Regions from separate parts of the Homo sapiens genome. Here regions 2, 3, 4 and 5 are each linked to region 1. Evidence: chromatin loops called from intact Hi-C (ENCODE). Cell type or tissue: HCT116. All regions are shown on one strand. Region 1 has its middle 28 kb from the start of PUM3. Region 2 has its middle 150 kb from the start of PUM3. Region 3 has its middle 76 kb from the start of GLIS3. Region 4 has its middle 14 kb from the start of LINC01231. Region 5 overlaps RFX3 (regulatory factor X3).

Region 1 (5,000 bases):
TTTATAGCATAGGTAATACATAGCTTTGTATTAAAATATAGCAACTGCAGCTAAACCAAAAGAAAATAAGCAGTATATTTTAGGCTTTTCTGCCCAGTATCTTTGAGGGCCACAATCTTGGGGAGAGTTGCCTGAAGTTTGTCTGCACTGATACCCCAATTTGTTGCTTCTTTCCTTTTTTCCCTGAAAAAAAAAAATGCTTACTGGTTCCCTGTCTGGTCTGCCCCTTCTTCCAGCGGTTTGGGAATAAACATTTTCCTAGCTGTTGGTGACTCAGTAATGGACTTGACTGATGGTAACTGCCTTTCCTGGAGAGTCGGTATTCATAGTTGTCTCTTATCTCAAAGGCAACAATGTATCCATGTAAATTGTGAAAGAATCTGGCTTGATTAATGTGGTGGCAATGAATGCCAAGAACAATCATAATCCGTCACATCTGCTGATTCTAAATCGCCAATCTTGAATAAATATTTTGCTTTTGGTGCTTTCCCTGAAGAGTCTTAAGAGACTGACTTGCACACATCTTCATGTGTCTTCCTCCACCCTCACTGCATTTGCCTATTAGGTTTCCTTGCATGCAGTAGGTACTCATTACATGTTTTCTGACTGAAAGTTCTCTTTCTTAGAGGATTGTGAGGCTCCACTTTTGAACTGGCTGATTCATTCAGCTTTATCTTGCATGAACTAATCCAGTATGAAGCCATGTCCTGATGAGAAAGAGAGAGCTGAATAGTTGAAGACAGTTCTTCCCTTTGAGAGTAAATTTGTGGGAATGTGTGAGGGTTCATGGCATGGCTAAAATGTGATGAATCTGATCGTGTGTGGGGTGTATGTGTGTGTGTGTGTGTGCACGTGGGCACGCATGGGCATTATATTTTCCAGAACTACGGGACATTCCCAGTATATGTCCATTCTACCAGAAGAAAGCACTTGGGGTTCTTTCTTCTCTGACAGTTCTTGTCTCAAGACTCCCCATCCTCCAGAATTCTTATCTATTTTATGACAGTTAATGCCCAAATGCCTCAAGATAAAATTGATCTCAGTCTTAGAGAAAAGCAGACTCATGCCAACCTGGGTGGGATACAAGTGGGAAATGATCTTTCTGGAATGAAGATCGGGGGGAATAAGGAAATGAAACAAGGGCAGGAAAGTAGCCAGGGAAATTAATACTGGCTTAGCACTTCTGGAACATGGTTGAGGGACTCTCTCTGGAAAGTTCTAATAGTGTTAAGCCTGCAGTCAGCCCAAACCCCATCTTGGCCCAGAGATGAGGTGAGAAGCAGGGATGGAGGCAAGAGAGGAAGATGAGTGCAAAGAGAAACTGAATTAGAGGAAGAAAAGAAGAGAGGGGAATTCTAAGTGGAAATCAATCGATGGAAACAGTAAAGATTTATCAATAGCCCTTTTCCTAGGTGGCTGTAAAGAGTGCCTACCTATCTACCCACCCACCCATCTATTCATCTATCCTGCCTTTTTCCAAAAGGATTTGAGCTCGTTCCATAAAGTGTATGTAATAATATAGTATAAACTATAATTAGGCAAAATTACACAGAAACACAAGGATGGGGACAAAATGAAGCCAGGAATGGGGCTGGCCACACACGCTTACTATGGCTGGATCGTGTGCCTGTCTAAGGAACTGCCTGTGACAGTGAGAAACAGTGATACACATAACTAGAGTGAGAATCTTGCTGAACCTGTGTTCTGGCCTGTGGCATGTGTCTTCCTCTCCAGATCTGCCTCTATGATTATGTCTTGCTTAGACTCAGCCACACCCAGTTGGGCTTTGTGGGTGGCATATGCAATGGGTAGCACTGGGGGGAAGTCGGGCTAAATGGGTGTGTTTGTGAGTATCATATACGTTAAAACGCAAATACAAAAATTGCTTCACTTGCATAAGGCAAATTAACAGAAAGAACCTGTCCAACTATAGAATAAAACCTTGTCAGAGGTTATAAAACAGCAACATTAATTTTTTTCAAAACTCAAAATATAGCAGATTTTAAAACCTTTTTTTTTTTTTTAGATTAAAAAAATCCACGATTGAAAAGTGTGTTGACAGAGGCTGTGAGGTTCTTTTCTTATCTGACATCTCCCTCTACCGACAGTACCTTCTCTCACTTTTGCCTTGCAACACGGCAGGGAAGTCCTTTGAAAGTGACATGCCTGTGAAATGCCTTTGAGTTCTGGTTCACAGATTGGAGAAGGACCAGGTTTTGTGGGGGAAGATCATAGGTTCCTTTTGGGTCTTGGGGAATTGGAGCCTTCTGAGTTCAATCAGCAATAGGATTCATGTGTCTGGAGCTCAGAAGAGAGACCTCAGAAGAAGATAGAAGTGAGAGAGTGGCCAGTAGGAGCAGATGAAAGAAAAGAGGAGGAGGAGGAGGTTGCCCTGACCTTGAGAGTCTCTCGTACATAAAGGCCAGCTAGATGGGGAGGAGCAAAACAACATAAATTCAGTCTTTCGTTCCAGCGAATGCCTTTGTAAAACATTTCCTACTAAGGGCCATCCATCTTTGACTTATACAATTGCAGTGTTGGAAAACTCCCTCTTTCATTGCTGTTTGACAGTTCTTATTGTTAGAAGTTTATTACTTCTGATGAGCTGGAAGAATCTGGTTCGCCACCATTTCCGTCCCTTTTTGTCATTCTGCTGTTCAGTGTGATAAAGATAGAATCTGTCATCTCACACATTTACCCAACAAATGCTTCCCCATGAAAATCCCATGAGACAAATATGGGTAAATGTTTAAACTGCCCAGTTCAAGGTCTTTTCCCTACCCTCTCCCACCCCATTATAAGCCCTTGAGAGCAAAGACTGTGTCTTATTCCCCTCCCCGCCAGCCTCCAGTCTATCAGACATTTCAGGGAGTATTTCTATGTAATAAGTGCTTCTTGAGCATAATCTATTTAGACATTGCATCAATTGAATGAGTAACAAACTATTATCATCCCCATTTACAGATAAGAAAACAGGTTTAGAGAGATATATAACTTGTACAGTACCTTATAGCAACTGTGTGGTAGAGCTTGGCTTGGACACCATGTCTCTCTGATATTGAGGTTTAGGGTAGTTAAATCAACGTGGTCTTTCCCCTTTTGCCAACTAGACGCCATGAGGCACAGAAAAAGCTCACAATAGCGTTCACCGGATTGAATTAATTTGTGATAATACCTACTTGGAAATTGGTAAAGTGGGTTCAAGAGCATATAGGTGAAACAGGTAAGATTGTCTCTAGACCCAAGCTTCTCCTCCACTGAAGTGACTGATTTCCTTATCTCAGCATTAGCTCCCATAAAGCAGCCCCCATCCCAGCTTGCTCCACCAGCCTCAGTCAGTTCTGACTAGAACGCTTATGTGACTCCTTCTACGGCCCAGTTTCCCTCCAGCCCTCATACCAAGCCCTCCATCCATCCAGGATTTCTATTGCCCTGACAGTTTGGTCAGTACTTTCAGCTCCCATTATTCTAGATTCCCTCAGAGGGCAACGGATTCCTGCTGGTTATATTTTGGATGTAATGGGCTTGGGCTCCCCACTAACAAGCTCTGTAACCTTGAGTAAGTTACCTACTTCCTTTGAGCCTTGAGTTTATTGTCTTTAAAATAATGGGCCAGGCCTGTAATCCCAGCACTTTGGGAGGCTGAGGTGGGAGGATCACTTGAGGCCAGGAGTTTAAGAGGCCAGCCTGAGCAACATAGTGAAACCCCATCTCTACAAAAAATTTTAAAACAAAAATATTAGCCAGGCATACTGTTGTGTGCCTTGTAGTCCCAGCTACTCAGGAGGCTGAGGTGAGAGGAAGTTACAGGAGATCAAAGCTGCAGTGAGCTATGATCATGCCATGGCACTTCAGCCTGGGTGACAGAGTGAGACGCTGTCTCTATTTAAAACATAAACAAAATAAAATAGTAATGAGAACTATTACTTGTTGGCATGCTGTGACTTTAACTGAAAATGTAAGTTAAATGTGTAGTAGAGTGCTTGCCCCACTGCCTATCTACTCTATGAGTCTGTAGATGGAAATTGAAAACTTTGTGATTGCTCTTTCAACTTGGAGAAGATGAATAATGAGAGGAAATAGAGACAGCAAAGAAAGAGAGAAGTTACAGGAGTAAGAAAGCAGATAAAATGCAGTATCGTGGAAGCCACAGAGAGAGTACGACCCTTAGTTCTTGTTTCCAATTGGATGGTCAAGAATTTCTGTCTTGCATTTGGCAAAGAGATAGAAGGGATTTTCAAGGCTTATTTCTATAGAGACATGGGGATAGAGACAGATGGCAGAGAAATAAAGACAGCAAGGTCTCAGGAAAGGAAGGCAGTTATTGATGACTATGGGTAAATTTTGGCAGGAAAAGAAAGTAGACGAGAGGGCAGCAATCCCAGAGCAATGGGTTTATGACAAGTAGATAATGGATAAATGCTCACAGAGTCAATGGCTGAGGGAGTAACTGAGTGAGTGAGCAAAGATGCTTGGAGTTTCATGAAATGGTTTTGATAACATTGGTGATGTTGTTGGGTCTGTGGCATTTCTAAGCCTTTTTAGTATTAGTAGTGGGAGAAACATTGGAAGAACTATACAACATTCTTGGCTCACACAAAAGCACATCCAAGGGCCAAGAACATAAAGTAAAAATCCTTTCACCTGCTACCATCTGTTGCTCTCTAAACTGCCAAACTTTTCCTCAGTGCCCTCCAATAGTGGAGGCTATTTCCTCAGACCCCAAATAAGGTGTTAAAGATGACCCAAGAAACCTAGTTTTTGATTGGAAGCTGATCATCAAAGATTTGGAGATGTATGATGGACAAGTCTGAGTATATAAATCCATTCAGAAGCATCTCCTGAGATTCTTACACTCAGTTGAAGTTGACTAAAAGCTGGACAAAAACCCATTTGTCTATCTTTTTCCCTTAGCCCATTCCCTGGATCCAGACCTCCACTCCCTCAGTGCTGTAGGGTAGGCAGAAAGAGTATAAGTTCTCCAGAGATGGGATGGTGAG
Region 2 (5,000 bases), 120 kb before region 1:
TCCAACTTAACAGCCTCCATTTCTTAAATGGCAGTTGTGAGCGTTCTTGTAACAGACCATGGCCACATGAAGATGATGTATTTCCTGGGGAGGATGAGGAAAAGAGAATACTAAAATTTCTAAAAGTATAGACAGCCTGATAGCCAATTTTGGAGTCTGGATGACATTTTAAATTGGTAATGCTCCTAATTACCCAAACCCTAGGAAACTGTATGGAATACAGCCACAGCTCTAGATTAATATAAGTGAGCACTGTGAACCCATTACTAACAGCATGTTATCTTAGAATAATGGCACAGTATCTGTGTCATCACAGTGTGATATTGCAGTTAAAATGCGCACACACACACACACACACACACACCCCTTAATATTTCTTGTTTTTTGGCAAATTTTTCCTGCTATAATTTTTTTAACTTTTCTAAATTTTCCAACAGAACATATTACTTTGTTTCCTTGTCAACCATTGTCTAATTGGTATTGCCGTGTTGAAATGTCAGTTTTATAGAAGATGAATGTCAGCAAGCAATGTATTATAATACAAAACATGAGCATGAAGGCAGACATGTTCAGAGTCAACTCTTAGCCTCCCTATTTATTGCCAGCTGAACTTGAGGTGATTGTTCGATGTCTCCGATTTTCAGGGTTTATTTTTTTTCCTATTACATCGGCATAATAATGTTGTCTATTCATATTGTTATTGTGAGGAGGTAAAGCCAAGGAAAATGTCTTGTTCAAAGCTAGTGCCAAAAGATGCTGAGACTAAAAGGCATCAATGCGACAGAAATACAGTAACTTGAAATTTCAATGATCAGGCTGAGATTCAGGCCTTAGCTCCAGCAGTGCTTGCGGAGGGGGGTTGACCACATACCATCCACCCCTTGCATGCAGGGTTAAGTGTTGGCCTTTTTATGCCAGTAAATGGTGGTTTTCTTGATCTAAGATCCAGGTCTGAACACAGAGAGTGGAAGACAAATTTCGTCACTTCACTACCTTCATCTGCTCCTACCCTCCATAGAAACCTCCCCAGCTTTATGGAGAGGGCCTGGTATAAAAGCGCACCCTTCATTTTTGAATTTTTCAAGACTATCTTCAGTGATTTCTAAACCTAGGTATATCATTCCAAAAGTTATTTGCCACAGTTTTCATTTGTTCATGCTGATAGAATTGGTGGAGCAAGCCCATTTGTGACACTACTTCTCTTGGCCCTAAGCATCCTCAAAGCAATCCATGTTACAAAGAAACTATAATAATAGCAATAATTTGTGAAACACCAATTATGTGCCAAGTGCTTTGCATACTTTCATATTATTTAATCTCTATATCCAATTCTAAGAGTGTTTGTTATTAACCCCATTTAACATGTGAGAAAAACAAGTCTCACAAAGATTCATAACCTTGCCAAGGTAACGCCACTAGAAACATCAAAGCTAGTGTTATTATAATAAGTCTGACCTCAACACCCAAAGCTGGCTTTGTGCCAGTAAGCCAAGCCCTTGTTTGTGTTTTCACACTTTTTTTTTTTTTTTTGTCTTCTTTCCTTTTAGGTGGTTCTAGATGTTGGTTGTGGATCAGGAATCCTGTCATTTTTTGCTGTACAGGCTGGAGCTAGGACAGTTTATGCAGTTGAAGCCAGTTCAGTACAGTAGCACAGTATGCTGAGGTAAGTGGTTGTATTTTTTTTTTTTTTTTTTTTTTTTGAGACGGAGTCTGGCTCTGTCACCCAGGCTGGAGTGCAGTGGCGTGATCTAGGCTCACTGCAAGTTCCACCTCCTGGGTTCATGCCATTCTCCTGCCTCAGCCTCCCGAGTAGCTGGGACTACAGGGGCCCATCACCACGCCCGGCTAATTTTTTGTATTTTTTTTTTTTTTTTTAGTAGAGACAGCGTTTCACTGTGTTAGCCAGGATGGTCGCGATCTCCTGACCTCGTGATCCACCCGCCTCAGCCTCCCAGAGTGCTGGGATTACAGGCGTGAGCCACGGTGCCTGGCCAGTGGTTGTATTTTTAAGGCAATTACCAAGTGGGTCTTTAGTATACCTCAGGGTACCCAGTGATGGAGTCTTCCAGGTAGGTCATTTAGAATAATTTATTTTATTTAACCAGTGATATGGTTTGGCTATGTCTCCACCCCAATCTCATCTTGAATTGTAGTTCCCTTTATTGCCATGTGTTGTAGGAGGGACCCGGTGGGAGATAACTGAATCATGGGAGCAGTTTTCTCCATACTGTTTCATGGTAGTGAATAAGTCTCACAAGAGCTGATGATTTTATAACGGGAAACCCCTTTTGCTTGGCTCTCGTTCTCTCTTGTCTGCCACCATGTAAGACATGCCTTTTGCCTTCCACCATGATTGTGAGGCCTCCCCAGCTACATGGAACTGTGAGTCCATTAAACCTCTTTATCTTTATAAATTATGCAGTCTTAGGTATGTCTTTATCAGCAGTGTGAAAATGGACTAATAAAACCAGTTTCTAATTTTTGCTGTATTGGAATGTTACTGCCAATCAAGCCTGATTTCCCTGTAGTGATTGATATGAAAAAATTAATTTTTTTAATTGTCAGGATACTGAAATTGTAGCAAAACCTTCTCCCTTCCCATCCACTGGGTGGCAGATGGTGCTGGGGCAGAGGAAGGGAGACATGAATGTTTTCTTTAATTATCTGGGTGAGGAGTAATGTTTCACTGCAGCTAGATTTATTTTTTTCTTTTTAAGTGCTGTAATGACAATAGCTACACCATTCACTTTAAATTTTGCTTTTGGTTTAAGGGGCTGTTGCTACATGGTTGTAGTAAGAGGAAGAGACAGGTGTCTGTGTTTCGAGGAGCTTTTTAAGATTTCAGGTTCTGACTGGAGGAGAGGGAGAAGATTTGTTTTAAATGTAGTGCTCTATTATCATTCTGAAATGTGTACAAATATTATAAAATAAATCAAAGTCAAGAGTCAGGTAATAATGGCTTTCAGTAATATTTGGATGTAATAATAACCCAATCAAACTGCAGAAATTGGTTATGTGTGCACCCGTGTGAACAGGGTAATGTGCTTGTCATTCATACCTGGAGGAGGCCTGAATTTTAATGAGGGATAGGATGACAGATAGAGAGAAAAGCTTGGCTGCTGCTTCAGATGAGCATCATGAAACCCTCCTCCAGGCCCGGACAACTGGTACCTCTGAGTGATGGTTGGTTTTGACGTAAGTGAGCAAACAGGAACCAAGAGACAAGTAGACAACTCTGGCATGTTTGGAGGGAAAGATTGTCAGAGCCTAATGGATGGGTAGGTTGTTGTATTCTCTTTTCTGCTTCCAGCAAGTCCTGAAGAAAATATTTTCAGTTATTTGTTTCTTTACTAGTTCTTAAATGTCATTTTTATTAAATATTGACGACACTGCAAACAATATTTGTAAACATATATAGTGTAAAGAATAGCAATACAATGAATGTGTGCCTACTTCCTGTTTTAAGAAATAGACCATTAGCATTTTCTTTAAAGGCCCATGTACCTTGTCCTGATCGCATTACTTTTTTGCCCTGAACAGAGGTAGTCACTACTGTGAATTTTTGTTTATTGTTCTCTTATTCTTTATACTTTTACCACATATATTTCTATTCCTAAAAACATATCACTTATGAACTTTCCATGAATGGGCTCATAATGTATGCATTCTCCTGCAATTTGCTTTTTTTTCACCCAACATCGTGTTCCTGAGGGCCATATTTGTTGATGCATACGGCTGTTGTTTACACATTTTCAGTGCTGTAGAGTGTCTCGTGATATGATATGCCTCAAGTTGTTAGTCCTGTTGGCAGACTTTGGATGGCTTCCATTATAAAAGTATTATTATGAATATTTTTGAACACAGTCTCCACTGCGTCTTTGCTGAAGTTTCTCAGGCATACACAGGAGTGGAATTGTTGGATCCTAGGGTGTGCATACCTTCGACTTTGCTATATAATGCCAAATTGTTTTCCAAAGTGGCTGTGCCAATTTTTATTCCCTCCCGCAGTATATGGGTGCCATCGTTCCATGTCTTTGTTAGCACTTTGATATTGTCAGACTTTGAAATTTTTGCCAATCTAGTGGTTATGACAGGATCTTTGTGGTTTTGTTTTTTCCACTTGCTTATGACTTTGAACATATTTGCAAGTATTTTGGCCATTTGTGCTTTCTCTTCAGTAAAATGCCTATTCAGGCTTTTGACAATTTTTCTTTTGAATTGTTTGTCTAATTCTAATTTATTTGTAGGAACGAATTCTATTTTCTAGATATTAATCCTATGTCAGTTATGTATGTAGCAAATATCTTCTCCCAGTTTGTACCTTACATTTTCACTGTCCTAATGGCCCTAGTAAGCTTTAGATAGAGAGGTCTAAAAAAGAATAGAGAAGAGGAGGATAAAAATATGTAGAGAGAACTTCATAGATAACAACGCCTCTGCTTAGATATTAGTAGATTTTAAAATGAATTTTTAAGGTGAGGGGTTGTTTAGGACTTTGTTTTAGGTGCTGCTTATTCATTTATTCATATCTTTACTCAATTGCACTCTACATTTCTGTTGTTGGGCAATACAGGAGAAACAGTAATAATCAAGGTCTCTTCCTATATTCAAAGAGATTTGATTTTTAATAAGGTATTGATCCTGTTGTATCTTATACAAGAGACCAAAAAATAAAATAAAAGAGTGGCGTAAATAATTTGGGAGTTTTCTTTCCTTCATATAGTTTGTTTTTCATATATTTTAAAGTGGTTGGAGATACTTTAGTTACTTTTAAAACCTTAAACATCTAATATCCTTGGATATGGTACTTTAAGGAAAAAGAGGAAGGAATTAGCTAGAGATATTCTCACCTTTCTGAGCCATAATCCTGTCTCCAGCCATAGCAGGTGCAAGTACACTGTGACTGTGCCTGTGAATAGCCACTGTACTCCAGCGTCAGCAGCATAGCAAATCCCTATCTCTAATAAGCAAATAAATAAATAAAAATAGCTCAAAGACTA
Region 3 (5,000 bases), 1.5 Mb before region 1:
TAAGGCCTTCTCTTCCTGGTTCTTCCCAGAGTCAGGAAAAGCTGGACTGAGAGGGTGAAAGAAAAAAATATAAACAAACAAAAACATGTTTTAAATATTTTGGAGAAACAGTGAATATGTTTTCAGTGTATCTGAAATATTTCTGATAAACATTGAATAATTGCACCTGGGATATACTTATACTAAAAAAGTGTTCATTGTTTATCTGAAACTGAAATGTAACTGGCATTATGTAATTTTATTTTCTAAACCTGGCAACCCAGACTGAGGATTAATTATATATATATATAGTATCTGGCACATAGTAAATGCTCATTAAAATTACTTTCATAATTGAGCTTCTACACACCCTCATAAGTGGTAATAATTAGCATTTGTATATTACTTTACTATCTCCAAAGTCTTCTCATGTTCACGATCATTCTAATCTTTTAATGGTTCTGTGGTATACCCATTTACCAGATGAAGGAGTTAAGCCTCATACACATAAGTTTTACTGGCTGCAGAGTAATCCATGGTATGCTTTACAATCTTATAGACATGTATTTTTGAATATTTAATATTGGTTGCTATTATAAATATTATTAAATGAACTTCTAAGAGCATGTTTTTTACAACTACGTTAAAAACTTCTTAGGTTAGAGATCACGACTGTTTTTTCCTCCATTGCCCAACTAAAAGTAATACTCAGTAAATATTGCCTAAACAAGTGCAACTTTCAGATTATTGCTAGCTTTGTCTAATAATGAAAAAATAATATTAATAGCATCTTATACTATATAACAATAATATTATTAGTGTCTTGTAATAATGTAAAACCAGCCATATTCTAGATGGCCTACATTTCATAATAGAATCTTCACACTACTTTGCGAAATAAGATAGCATTATTACCCTGTATTAGGGTTCTCCGGAGGGACAGAACTAGCAGGATATATGTATATATGAAAGGGAACTGGCTCACAGGATCACAAGGTGAAATCCCACGATAGGCCGTCTGTAAGCTGAGGAAGAAAGAAGCCAGTAGTGGCTCAGTCCAAAGCAGGGAAGGCTGTGGCCAAAGGCCTGAGAGCCCCCAGCAAACAACTGGTGTAACTCCAAGATTCCAAAAGCCAAAGAACCTGGAGTCTGATGTCCTAGGGTGGGAGGAATGGAAGGAAGCATCCAGCATGGGAGAAAGATGAAAGCCAGGAGACTCAGCAAGCCAGCTTATCCCACCTTCTTCCTCCTGCTTTGTTCCAGATGCGCTGGCAGCCAGTTGGATGGTGGCCACCCACATCGAGGATGGGTCTTCCTCTACCAGTCCTCTGACTCAAATGTCAGTCTCCTCTGGCAACACCCTCACAGACACACCCAGAAACAATGCTTTACCAGCTATCTAGGCATCCTTCAATCAATTTGACACCTAATATTAACCGTCACAAACCCTGTGTTACAGATCAGGACTTTGAGGCACAAAGGGGTCAGGGAATTTTCTGCCAAGTTATTGGGCTAGTAAGTGGTGGGGCTGGGAGGCAATCTCAGGTGGTCTGGCTCAGAGCCTGCATCCTTTGCCATTGCACTAATCAGCCTCCAGCAGTGGAATCAGTGGCTCAAAGAACACGCGCATTTGCAAGCATCCTGATGCATATTGCAAAGTCACCTTCTGCAAAGACTGTGCCTGTATACTCTCCCACCAGAACACAGGAGTATCTCAGTGTAGCCTTTTCAGCATTGAGTATTCTCATTAAAACTTTTTTCTCATATTTGATAGGTTAAAAATAGTATCTAATAGTTTTTGTTATATTTATTTGATTACAATAGGTTGAGCTTTCTTTTTTGTCAGGGTGAAAAAGTTATATTTCTTCTTTTATAAGATGTATATTTACATTAGTACCCACTGGCATATTAGGACGGAACCAACTACCTACATGACTTCTATTTTCGTGACTTGCTAATGACTTACAAAAGTCAGGTTTGCTTGTCTTTTAGCTTTGTGTTTGGACACTTGGCTTATAAAGTTTAAACATAAATAGAAATATGTCAGTCTTTCCTTTGTGGTTTCTTCTGTTGCTCTTGTGTTTAGAAAGAGAGCATATAGATTCTACTTTTTAAACTGAATAATGTCTTCCATTGTTTTTTCAAAGGCTCTCCCCAGGAAAAACAATCTTCAGCCTCTGAAATCTCTCCTTGGATACTCCTAATGCTTTAAATTCTTGACACCTGAAAAGATGAATTAGTTTTTCTTTCGTAAGTTTTCCCCACCAACCTGTTTCCTTCCTAACATCTTCCCCTGAAAGGAACCATTTGTCTCTGCTTCAGGGACAATCTCTCCACCAGAGTCATGCCTGAGAACTTTGAAGGAGCGCACACCAAACCCCACCCCAACTTTTTTTCAATCCAGATTGCTAACCCAACTGTTCTGAACGATCATAAGGCTTTATATTTTGTCTGGTGTTTCAGCAGAATTCAGCATATGTCTCATATGTGACCTCAGCATTCCTGTGAAGCTCACAGCTCAGGGACTCACTTTCTTTTACAGATGAACAAAGACTGAGAAGTTAAGTGAGCCAATGAAACGTGTAGCTGGCACTAGAAACTGGTTATTCTAATGCCTGCTCTTGTGATCTTTGTACTATTCCAAAGTTTCTTAGGAATGACTTACTATCACGACAGGAGAGCTAAAGACTCACACAACCATGTTTTCTGTCAAGTACTAGTGTTTTAGAAGGTTCTAAAACTTTCCCACTCGCACTGACTGTTATTGGTTGGCAACAGGAAATACTCTTAACATTTGTTTTATGTGCACATATTTTAAAAAGCCACTAGACAATGATGAGCATGTTTTATGACTGTAGAAGCAAACATTCCATAAGGAGGGACGTGTAGTTCTACTTAGTTGTTACTTTTTACATCCTTACACATTATAAAGCCATGTGTCTGTGGATTATCTTTTGTTAGCCACAAGATGGTACCATTGCACAACCTAGAGAGAGCATCAGTCAGCTGAAAACATCTTCAGAAAGATTAATCTTCAATGTAGCACAAACACAGAAGAAACCTTACATTTATATTATAAAACAGTCGCAAATTGTTTTCATCCTTCATTAAAGGTATAAAGGAAACTTGTATATACTATAATTTGATATATCCCTTTTCTCTCTGTACCCACACTCTCAACCTGAAAAAAGCCAAAGTTCTGTTTGTTCCACGAGAACTTTGTGATCTCCTTTACTTCTACTGAAGGAGATATTTGTCATTCTGATGTTGGGAGTTCATTAGACTTGATTGTAACTCCCCTTCCCTTCAAACCTCTTTTGAACGAGGCTGATTATAGGAGGTCAGCACTCCTGAAAGAATTCCAAATTCATTTTTGCAAAGTGGGAAATGACTAAGAACAGTGGGTTCTGTCAGGATAAGATAGGATTTGCATTTAAGATCAAGCAGAGAGCAATCAAAGCATCATTTTATAATAATAGTGAAAAGTTAGAAACAACACAAATGTCCAACAGTAGGGGGGTTGAAATAATCATCTAGCGGCAAACTGTTGCAAATTGTAAATAGCAAGCTGCAGAATAATATTTCACCACATAGAAAAATGCTCGAGATGAGTTGTCAGGTGGAAAAAAATGGATGGCAAAATAGTATATTCAATTGTGTGCACATATGTGCATGTGTGTTGATGGCAGATGCGTGCAATAAATAAGTGACGGTGGTTCTCTCCGAGTGTAGCTAATTGACTTTCTTGGACGTTTGAGTCTTGTATACATTTTTTATTATAAGCCTGCTTTATGTATGTGATCATTCATCTAGAAGATGAGAGGGCTTTGCTGCCAACTTAGGTCTCATTCTCTTCCTCCTGGTGGAGAAGACAAGATGCCCTGATTGACAGCCTTGTCGGAACCACACAGAGGAGGAAGGGGGAATAGTTCCCCAAGAAAGGGATGTGAGAGAGACAGCCGCCATGTGTGAGCTTTGCCTGGACAGGCTTAAGGGCATCTTAAGGGCTTCAGGCTGAGCCTGTGTGAGGGGCTCTTTTAGAGACTGGCCAATAATTAGTTGGAAATCCTATCCATATTAGACCCAATATTGGTTCTTTTGAAATATGCTATAAGGTGGAAGTTTCAAGATAGCAAGGAGCCCGGAGAACAGTCAAAAGTATCCACAGCAGCCCTTTCCATCTTTTTCCTTTGCAGGGATAGATAAAGCAGGGAGTAAGATATAGAGGATTTAGCCCATAACAGCCATTGCTTCAGAGAAGGGGAGTTGTTCTAATTCATTTTGTAACTTCTCTTGGAGGAGAAATACCTGATGGTGCTGGCATCCAATTAGAAGGCAGTATCACTGAAGCAGTTTCAACAAGCAGGTCCTTCTCTGCCCTTCAGTAGCAAAATTAAATAGAGGAATACAGGTGGACAGATTTCGTGTATCCGCCAAAAGCATCACCATTACCTATTCCATTCGTTGCAAGATGTGAAATGTAACTGTTAAAAAGGTGCCCATGTATGAAGTAAATTGTTCAATAGTCACAGTTTGAAAATTACATTTTCGGCCAGGCGCGGTGGCTCACACCTGTAATCCCAGCACTGTGGGAGGCCGAGGCAGGCAGATCACGAGGTCAGGAATTTGAGACCAGCCTAGCCAACATGGTAAAACCCCGTCTCTACTAAAAATACAAAAATTAACTGGGCGTGGTTGTGCGCATCTGTAATCCCAGCTACTCGGGAGACTGAGGCAGGAGAATTGCTTGAACCCAGGAGGTGGAGGTTGCATGAGCCGAGATCGTGCCATTGCACTACAGCCTGGGCGACAAGAGCAAGACTCCGTCTCAAAAAAAAAAAAAAAGAAAAGAAAATTATGTTTTCCCCTAGATAACAAAAACTCATTAATTTCTAAGTGTTAGGAAGTATTTTTTTAGCTCCCAAAAGGATAACTTGGCCAGGGAGTTTGCATCGTATTTAAATATTTCAAATTGATTATTGGTGTAAATTGAGTGGTCCCAGAAATACGTGCAGCTTCAA
Region 4 (5,000 bases), 300 kb before region 1:
AAGAAAGGAAGCTGGAGCCTCACTAGATTTGTTGCATCTTAGGGGATGATGGATAGTATACTCTATGGATATTGATTTTTTTAAACTAGATATGTTTTCTGGCTTTAAGTAATCATCTAAACATATTTCACAAGCCTTGATATTTACAGTCTTGGGTTTAGAATTTATATTTTAAAAGACATAGAGATAGACTCTGTACCACCTTGAGAGAACACTTATGTCTTGGATCTTAGGTGTCAGAAAAATAAAAGATAAATGAAAATCCATTAATTGGAATGGAGAAGAGGAAAGTGAATCTGAATCGTACGCATTTTTAGCCTAACCAAGTCCGGCTAATGGCATTGCAGATTCCATGTTGTTTGTAAATACTGTATTGCAAACTGATGTGAGATGCTTTGTTGCACTTGGAAAAAGATGGAGGCATAGTTCAAAAACTGGTCTAAGACATTAGGAGGAAAGAGCAGAGCTGAGATGCAAACCCAGCTGTTGTCCAGAGGCTGAGCTTTCATAATGCTTCTCTGTGCTCAGAAAACAGTTCCATGGAATTGTTTCATGTAAATTCCTGTGGACAAAGCCAATTTTTTCCTTGCAAGGGCATTCACTTCTGATTTCATATTTTTTTCTTTCTCAGAGAAGTAAGTTTTCTTATTTTGTTTCCACAGATAGCAAATCCTTCAGTATATGAATTCCGTTTCTTAGATGTCAAGGCTAGCAGATCAAAAAAGCGGAGAACGTGTCAACTACAGGCAATGAACATTAAGTTTTTAATCTATAGAATATAGATATAGAGACTGTAGTTCACAGAGGTGGAATACATTGGCAGACTCCCTTAGCTAGTTCATAAAGAGCCAGGGCTGGTGCTTAGTCCTTCCAATGGTCAGCTCTACTCTCTCTCCACCAGTCTCCATAGATGATATTTAGAATCCATTCTCTTAAGCAATTTAATATGGTTTTTATCTCTTGACTCCCAGGAATAGTTGTGATTTTTCTTTTCCATTTACAGGAACTCTTTGGCGCTCTGCCCCCCACCATAGAGCATTTGATTCTTTGAAGTTCCAGTTAGAATGATAATATGTTCTCTAGGTTGAAATATTTTAGTAGTATGGCCTGGTTTCTTTGTGCCTCCCCAGATTCTGATGTGGCTCTTCCCTTTCAGATTTTTCAGGTTTGGGATTGTGTCTTTATAATTTCTGCATTCCTAGGAAGATATACAGTAGGACTTGGTTCTAGTGAATATAGTTATACAGCTTCCAGGGCAGAAAGTATACTTTTATTCTTGGAAAATATGGACCAATAATTTTTATCACATTTTCTCAGCCATTATGACAGTGAGCCAATTTGTCTACAATCTTTGTTATAAGCCAGTCAAATTCTTCTTTGCTTTTGTTAGTTAATCTTGTCCCTCTTAGAGCAAATTATTCCTATAACCTGTGCCTGAACTTTAAAATAATAATGTGATGAATCAAGGGAAGCAGTTGAGTTAATTCGCAATGTCTACTTCAATGAAGCATTGGTTTGTGTTTTGGAAATAATCTCCAGGTCCTTCCACTCTTTTGCCCCTTGACTCTTACTTCAATGTATTGCTATGGTTTTTGCTGATTCATGTGGGGCAAAACATATTTGCAATTTGTAGGTAACACCCATCTCTCAAAAAGGTCATGTGATTTCTAATAAATCAAGTTCCTTAGAAAGCCAGAGAAGACACTTTTCTTCATGGGGCTCAGATCCCAAACAGTAACTTATTGTTTGATGTAGAACAGTAGGCTTTAAAATACCTTTCCAAAGCAGCATTTTCTATTGGCAAGTAGGAGGATTATGACATTTGATGGTCATTTTTATAATTTTTGATTATTATTCACTCATTTACAATTATTTGTTGAGCACCTTTCAGTGCCTGCACCATTATATTACCTAACCAGTAATAAAAAATAATCAGTTATTTTATATGATTTTTACTCTTGATGATTTGACCTAAGAGACACAGAGACCGATGTCAGTACTTAGCGGACCTAAGAGTACCTAACCTTGTGAAAAGGTACATTCTTGCCCCTTCACTGCTTGACTTGGTCCTGGTTGCTCCTGGTTGTCTTTATGGAGACCACTATCTCTAACACTCATGGAATGAAATTTCTTTTAAAGATACCAATAACACAATATTAATAGAGTGAGACAAGAGACAACACAAAGGAACTGAGGCATGAGGTAGAGTAGTGAAGTCTAGAAGGAACCATGAAGCCATGGTTATCTTTTCATAAAAGCCTTTAGAGAGTAACTACCAAATATATTTTCTACTCTGAGTAAGTCTTTCATTGGACACCTGTGTGCTATGTAGCTGCTCCTCAACATTCTGCTTCCCTTTTTTCTCTCACACTTTTCACCTTCAGCTGGTTAACTGCTGGGGTTGCAGGCATCTTTTTGGAATGACCCTCAAATATATGTCAGTCTTCTGTGGTTCTAGAATACCCAGCTTTCCTGTGTCAATCAGATATAATGGTATGCACCAACCACTTACTAGATAAAATCATGTTTTGAGGTAAGTATTATGACCAGGGTAGAAAACTAGAGCTCTCACAGCTGAGTGTCATTAGAAATGTTTTATGTGGTGGCATATTATTAAACACTTTAATTTGATGGGTAACCAAGGTAATAGTGATGATGTAAATCTTAATCTCCCAACATATCCTTCCCCAACACCTAAATAACAATGAGAAGAACTAAAATTCATGCTCTCAGCATAACAAGAAGACAAATAATGTCTTCAACTAAACTTCAAAAGACCTGCAGCTACACAAATGAACACCAGATCTCTATGAGTTATCTCTTGTCCTCCTCCCAAAGTCCTTGTGAAGTGCCAGGGCAGTCTGTGAAAAACTGATTGGAATGGAGAAGGAAGACTTAGCAGCAGGCCTGATATTGATCTAAAAGCATCACCATAAAAAGAGAAAAAAAAGTGATCTGCTGGATCAGGAAACTGACAACCAGGAGGAAGGTAAAATTGTACACAGCGTGTCAAGAGGAAGTCTTGGAAAGGTAACATTTGAGGAGAACAATTTAAAAAAGACAGGCATTCTTTCAAAGCTACATGCTGAATCGAAATAAAAAGAGAGCACATTTGCAATCTTAGAAGCCAAAAGAAAAAAGGCAAAGGACAAGTCACCTTACCCTACAGCCCTGTTTAAAACAACAGCAACAACAACAACAACAAAAACCCTCTCAACCATATTTTACTGCCCTGACATAAGAGAGAATTCTTCAACTAGAAATCTCTGAAACCTATTCAAACCTAAACCACCAGCCCTGTACACAGAAATGCAGAGGCACAAGCAGTCTTCAATGGTCTATCACCACCATAAAAATACAGAAGAAAATGAGAATCAAATTAATCCAGATGACAAAAATTTTATCCACTAAATGCAACTAAATGAAATATCCTCAAATAAGCATTTTTGGATATGAAATATAATACAAACCACTTTGAAACAGAAATGAAAACATCAACAACAGAAATGAATGCAAAATAAGTAGAACTAAAATAAAAGTTGATTTTAGGAAAACGTAGAAGTCTAAGTTACACAAAAAAATGAAGACTGATTTAGAAAGTCTCTAAGGAATAAAAGATTCAAATGAAAATTTAAGGAGAACATTGAAGAAAATGAGGAAAACAACCAAGATAACAAAAAACAAAAAGAAATCTAAAAAATGAATAAAATTTTAAAATAAAAAAATCTCAAAAGACTAAGAAAGTATTTGAAATAAAATGTAGCAAAAATAATCCAATTAGATCTCTGGAAAGAGATATATAAAACAATGGAACAAATTCATATTTAAAACGATAATTAAAAAACCTTATTTCTGTAAATGAAAGATCAGAATCTACATATTGAAAGAGCTCAGGGAATATTCACCCATAATTACTAACTCTGAGACCTATCTGAGTAAAACTATTGGAATTGATAAAGATTACAAACAATCCTCAGAGCTACAAGGTGAAAAGATGAAATATCTTACAAAGAAAAAAGAACTAGGCTGGCTTTGGATATTCAAAAACATAATGTTTGTTGTTAAAAGAAGATAAATAGTGCATCAACAGTAGAGCAGCACTGGTGTGTGTGTGTGTGTGTGTGTGTGTGTGTGTGTGTGTGTTTGTGTGTTTTAGATATGCAAGAGTGCAGGAATTTGTATCCAGGAACCTTTCTTGAGAATCAACTAGAATCCCATTAAGGCATGAGTAGATGATGTTCATTAAAGGACTGATGATGAGGATTTAATATACTTAAATGCATATGCAACACTAAATCAAGTGGAGATGAGGATAGAAGAATATATATGTTAAAGTAGTGACTAGAGGCAAATTCAGAGCCCTAAACACTTTTATTTAAAAAACTGAAACAACGAAAATTAACAAATTAAATTCCCAACTGAAAAACCTAGAAAATGTCAAGATGTAAAGCAAAGAAAAAAATGAGAAAAATAAATAAAAGTAGATATAATTAATAACTTAAAGCCTGGCTGCGTTTTGAAAAAAATAGCAAAATATAAAAACTGCTAACTAACCTAATGAAGAATAAAAGGGAGAAAGGACAAATATTCAAAATAAGAATTGGCAAGGGGAAATATCATTGAAACAGAAGAATTATAAAAAACTAATTAGAGACTCATTTGCCAACATGTATGCAAATAAATGTTGAATTGAAATGCTGAAACCTATATGAATTGAACAATTTCCTAAAGAAATTTACTCTATTTAAAGAGACAAATTCACTCTATTTAAAGAGACCAATTTACATCAAAGAAATAAAGTTATAAGGTGGCTATTTCACAAGAAAGCACCAGGCTCAGATAGTTTCACAGGGGAATTCTACCAAATATTCAAAGACCAGATAGTTTGAGGGCTCTATAGCTTATTCCAGAGTATTAAAATTATTTTTGAGAACGAAGTATGCAAATGACAATGTAATTAGAAAATTATTACCAATATCGTGTATGAATATTGATGTAAA
Region 5 (5,000 bases), 570 kb before region 1:
GACTTAGAGGCAGAAATACCATTTGACTCAGCAACCCCACTACTGGGTATATAGCCAAGGGAATATAAATCATTCTATTATAAAGATACACGCATGTGTATATTTATTGCAGCACTATTCACAATAGCAAAGCCATGGAATCAACCCAAATGCCCATCAATGATAGACTGGATAAAGAAAATGTGGTGCATATACACCATGTAATATTATGCAGCCATAAAAAGGAATGAGATCATGTCCTTTACAGGGACATGAATGGAGTTGGAAGCCGTTATCCTCAGCAAACTAACACAGGAACAGAAAACCAAACACCACATCTTTTCCCTTGTAAGTGGGAGCTGAATGATGAGAACGCATGGACACATGGAGGGGAACAACATTCACTGGGGCCTGTTGGAGAGGGTTGGTGGTAGGAGGCAGGGCATCAGGAAGAATAGCTAATGGATGCTGGGCTTAATATCTAGGTGATGGGATGATCTGTGCACCAAACCATCATGACACACATTTACCTATGTAACAAACCTGCACATCCTGCACATATACCGCTGAACTTAAAAGTTGAAGAAAATAAAATGTTAGCCATTCTAATGGATGTGTAGTGGTTTCTTTCTGTGGTATTAATTTGTACCTTCTTAATGATTAATGATGTTGAGTATCTTTTTTTGTGCTTATTTGTCACTTTATATCTTCTTGAGTGACTGTCCAAATCTTTTGCTCACTTTTAATCAGGTTGTTTATTATTGAGTTTTGAGAGTTCTTTACATTTATGGATGTAAGACGTTTATTGGATATATGTTTGCAGAGCCTAGCCTGCTTTTTTTCTTCATTCCTGTACAGTGTCTTTCAAAGAGCAGAAAATTTTAATTTTGATTAAGTCTAATTTATTAATTTTATCTTTTATGGATTGTGCTATTAGCATTATAACTAATAAATTTTGCCAAAATAAATGCCAAAAATATGTTTATGTCTTCTTCCAGAAGCTTTATGTTTTACACTTAGGTCTATAATCCATTTTTATAATAAACTTTTTACTTTGGAATAATTTTAGATTGGCAGAGAAGTTGCAGAGGTAGTACAGAGGTTCCCATATACCCCCATTCCTTTTCTCCTTTTGTGAACGTTTTAAATAAGCATGATATATTTGTTACAACTAGGCAACCAGGGGGTATATTACTATTGGCTATACTTCAGACTTTATTTGGATTTCATCAGTTTTTCCACTAATATCTGTTTCTGTTCCAGGATTCTACATTTTGTTTAGTTTTTGTGTCTCCTTAGCTCTGATCCTTGATGGCTTTTCTGTCTTCCCTTATTTTTTTATGACCTTGACAGTTTTGAGCAGTACTGGCCAGATACTTTTTGGAGTATCCTTCAATTTTGTTTTTTTGATGTCCTTTTCTTGATTACACAGGGGTTCTGATTTTTTTTTGGGAGAGGTGCCTTTCTCATCACATCATATGGTATCAATATACGCTTATCATTGATGTTGCTTAACCTTGATTACCTAAGGTAATATTAGCCAGGTTACTCTATGGTAAAGTCATTTATTTATTTATTTATTTTTGAGATTGAGTCTTGCTCTTGTTGCCCAGGCTGGAGTGCAATGGTGTGATCTCAGCTCATTGCAACCTCTGTCTCCCGGGTTCAAGCGTTTCTCCTGCCTCAGCCTCCCAAGTAGCTGGGATTACAGGTGCGTGCCACCACGCCTGGCTAATTTTTGTATTTTTAATAGAGACAGGGTTTCACCATGTTGACCAGGCTGGTCTCGAACTCCTGACCTCAGGTGATCTGCCCGCCTGGACCACCCAAAGTGCTGGGATTACAGGTGTGAGCCACCATGCCCGGCTGGTAAAGTTCATTCTTTTCACTCTTTCTATATTCTGTTTTTTGGAAGCAAGTCACTAATTATAGCCTATGCCCAAGGAGGGGAGGGTTTTATAGAGTTTTATAGAGGGTTTTATGTCCTATCTCCTAGAGGTGTGGGTATTTACATAAGTTCTTTGAAATTCTTCTATAAAAATATTTATCTCTTCTCTCCCATTTATTTCTCCAATCATTTATCAGTATGGCCTCATTTTATACTTCACATTACATTCAAATACTACGTTATTTTGTTACTCGTTCCAGCTTTGGCCATTGAGAGCTCTTTTAGGTTGGCTCCTGTGTCTCCTTAACTTGTTACCCTCCACCTTTTTTGTTGAGCACATTTTATTTTTTGATACTACAAGATGCCCGAGTCTTTTATTTTCTATGCCCCAGCGCCAGAATCATCCGTTTCTCAAAGGAGTCTTGGTTCTTGTTTTTAGAGCTTATTATATAGAAATTAAGACCTGGACACTGGATATGCTGGTTGTTGCCACAGGGTGTCACTGTGTCTAGGTTTGCTTGGCAGACAGAACCAGGAAACATATGTAAATGTGCTAACCCATGGATCTCTCTCTCTCTCTCTCTCTCTCAATTCTGTAGCTGTCCATTTGTATATATATTAAACTAAATATGCGTTCATACTGGTGTCTCTGACTCTAATCTCATACCATGTAATTCATTTTAGTGCGGTTTATTATCATTAATGTCTCTATCCAACAATGAGAAACATGGCTTCCATCATCCATTTACTTGGTTGTACAAACCCAGTATACATATAAAGCAGCTTCAGAGTTGTTAGCCTATACCCTGCAATTCATTTTTAGTTAATTTTGTGTATGGTGTTAGCTGTGGACCAAAGTTCATTTTTGAAAATATGGATATCCATTTGTTCCAACAATACTTGTTAAACTTCTTTCTTTACTTGGATGCCTTTGCATCTTTCTTGACAATTGGTTATCATTTATATATGGGTCAGTTTTGAAATTCTGTATTCCATTTCATTGGTGTGTTTGTTTGTTTTTACCCCAGTAACATACTGTCTTAGTTATTGCACACTTACAGTAAGTCTTCAAATCAGGTAGTGTTAGCTCTCCTTTTTACTTTTTCTTTATCAAAGGTGTTTTTGCTATTCTAAGTCCTTTGGATTTCCATATGAATTTTAGAGTTAACTTGTCAATTTCTGTGAAAAAGCCTATTGGGATTTGGGATTTGGATTGCATTAGATCTTTAAATGAATTTAGCAAGACTTGACATGTTAACAATATTGGGTCATGTAACCCATGAACAAGTTATACCTCTTTACTTAGCCCTCTAATTTCTTTTAGAAGTATTTTTGTAGTTTTCAGTGTATAGATCTTGCACATCTTTTGTCAGATTTATTCCTAAGTATTTTGTGTTTGTGGATGCTATTATAAATTTATTTTTTTAATTGCAGCTTTTAGGTTTTAATAACTAGTAAGTAGATGATATACAATGGATTTAAATATTGATTTTGTATCTTGCAACCTTGCTAAACTCACTAGTTCTTGTAGTGATTTTATAGATGCTAACTTTCTGTCTAGATGATCATATTGTCTGAATAGAATTTTATTTCTTTCTTTAAAATCTAGATACTTTTTGTTTGTTTTATTTTGCTGATAGCACTAGCTAGAACGTCCAGCACAGTATTGAATAGAAGTGATGAAAGCAGACATCTCTGTCTTGTTCCCGATCATAGAGAAGAAATACTTAATTTTTCATCTTTAAATATGATGTTAACTACAAGTTGTTAATAGATTTCTTTAATAGATGGAAAAAATTCTTTTATTGCTACTTTTCTGAGAGTTTTTATCAGCAATGGATGTTAGAATTTGTTAAATACTTTTAGGTGCCTATTTAGATGATTGTTAAGTTTTTCTTTTTCAGTTTCTTAGTATGGTAGATTACATTTAAGGTGGTCCGAAACCCTAAACAAACTTTCAGATCCTGAGACTGACTCTACGTAGTTCTGATGTATTATCCTTTATGAATATTAGATTTAACGGTTTAAGATTTTTACATTTATGTACATGAGAAGTATTGGTGTGTGGTTTCCTTTTCTTGTAATATCTCCATGTGTATTAAAGTAATGCTGGTCTCATAGCCTAGGTTGGGAAGTATTCTCTCCTCTGCAGTGTATGGGAAACATGTTAGTATTGTTAGTATTGTTTATTCTTTAAATGTTTGGTAGAAGTCATTTGAGCCGGAGTTTTCCTTGTGGGAAGGTTTTTGAATTACAAATTCAATTTCTTTAATACATATATCACATTATTTGTTTCTTCTTGAGTGAGCTTAGGTAATTTGAGTCTTTCAAGGAATTGATTACTTCTGCTATTAAATTCTCAAACTTATTGGCATAAAGTTGTTAAAATATTCCCATATTATCTATAGATTCTGTAACGATGCCACCTCTCCTTCCTGGAATTGCTAATTTATATCTTTTAATTTCAGATCAGTCTGTCTAGAGGTTTATCAGTTTTGTTGACCATTTCAAAGAATGAGATTTTGTTTTCACTGATTTTTTTCTATTATTCTGTTTTCTATTTCAATGAATTTGACCATGATCCTTACTTTCTCTCTTCTCATTACTTGAGGCTTGATTTACTCTTGTACTGATTTCTCAGGGTGGAAGCAGAGGCTATTAAGTTAAGACCTTTCTTATTTTCTAATATAGATATTTAGTAGTATAAATTTCCCTATAAGTACTGTTTTAGTGGCTTACTACAAATTTTTATTTTTATTTTTTTTAATTTCGTTCAGTTTAAAATACTTTCTAATCCCCGTTTTTGTTTCTTCTTTGACCCTTTGGTTTATTTAGAAGTTTCATACTTATCTCCAAAATATTTGGGGATATTCTAGAGACCTTTCTGTTACTGTTTTCTAATTCAGTTCAATTGTGAGCAGATAACATACTGTTATAGCTTGAATCATTTTAAATTTCAGACTTGTTTTATGGCCAGAATATTATAAATCTTGGTTTCTGTCAGTTTTTGATTCATATATTTTGAGCTCTGTTATTTGGTGCATAATCATTTAAAATTATTATGTCGTCTTGATGAATTGATCACTTTATCATTATGAAATTATTCTCTGTATTCCTAATAATAGTTCTGTTC

Evidence for each region. Hi-C counts contacts between places; a loop is a spot of excess contacts. Peaks named below come from ENCODE experiments on the same cell type or tissue, not always from the same donor. Only the 100,000 strongest peaks of a DNase experiment are listed, where the experiment ranks them.
Region 2: a loop joins it to region 1, with 2.8 times the contacts of the local background. A loop is called at or near these places in 4 of 110 quality-filtered maps.
Region 3: a loop joins it to region 1, with 7 times the contacts of the local background. A loop is called at or near these places in 15 of 110 quality-filtered maps.
Region 4: it touches region 1 in a loop (4-fold over the local background); 9 of 110 quality-filtered maps call a loop at or near these places.
Region 5: it touches region 1 in a loop (5-fold over the local background); 13 of 110 quality-filtered maps call a loop at or near these places.

The regions. Positions count from the first base shown.
Region 1 is chr9:2,869,877-2,874,876 of GRCh38, reverse strand. No RefSeq gene overlaps it. Among named protein-coding and RNA genes, the nearest start is that of PUM3, 28 kb to the right of the region's middle. In HCT116, no CTCF peak of the experiment used is centred here; a DNase peak (open chromatin) is centred at 2,116; H3K27me3 peaks cover 4,285 bases.
Region 2 is chr9:2,989,103-2,994,102 of GRCh38, reverse strand. It overlaps the pseudogene CARM1P1. Among named protein-coding and RNA genes, the nearest start is that of PUM3, 150 kb to the right of the region's middle. In HCT116, a CTCF peak has its summit at 2,616 (motif pointing right); no DNase peak of the experiment used is centred here; H3K27me3 peaks cover 11 bases.
Region 3 is chr9:4,373,495-4,378,494 of GRCh38, reverse strand. It overlaps a transcript of GLIS3 not described here. Among named protein-coding and RNA genes, the nearest start is that of GLIS3, 76 kb to the right of the region's middle. In HCT116, a CTCF peak has its summit at 2,943 (motif pointing right); a DNase peak (open chromatin) is centred at 2,954.
Region 4 is chr9:3,165,535-3,170,534 of GRCh38, reverse strand. No RefSeq gene overlaps it. Among named protein-coding and RNA genes, the nearest start is that of LINC01231, 14 kb to the left of the region's middle. In HCT116, no CTCF peak of the experiment used is centred here; no DNase peak of the experiment used is centred here; H3K27me3 peaks cover 3,925 bases.
Region 5 is chr9:3,438,765-3,443,764 of GRCh38, reverse strand. All of the region lies in intron 1 of RFX3 (regulatory factor X3), which reads left to right. Among named protein-coding and RNA genes, the nearest start is that of RFX3, 85 kb to the left of the region's middle. In HCT116, a CTCF peak has its summit at 2,365 (motif pointing right); a DNase peak (open chromatin) is centred at 2,384.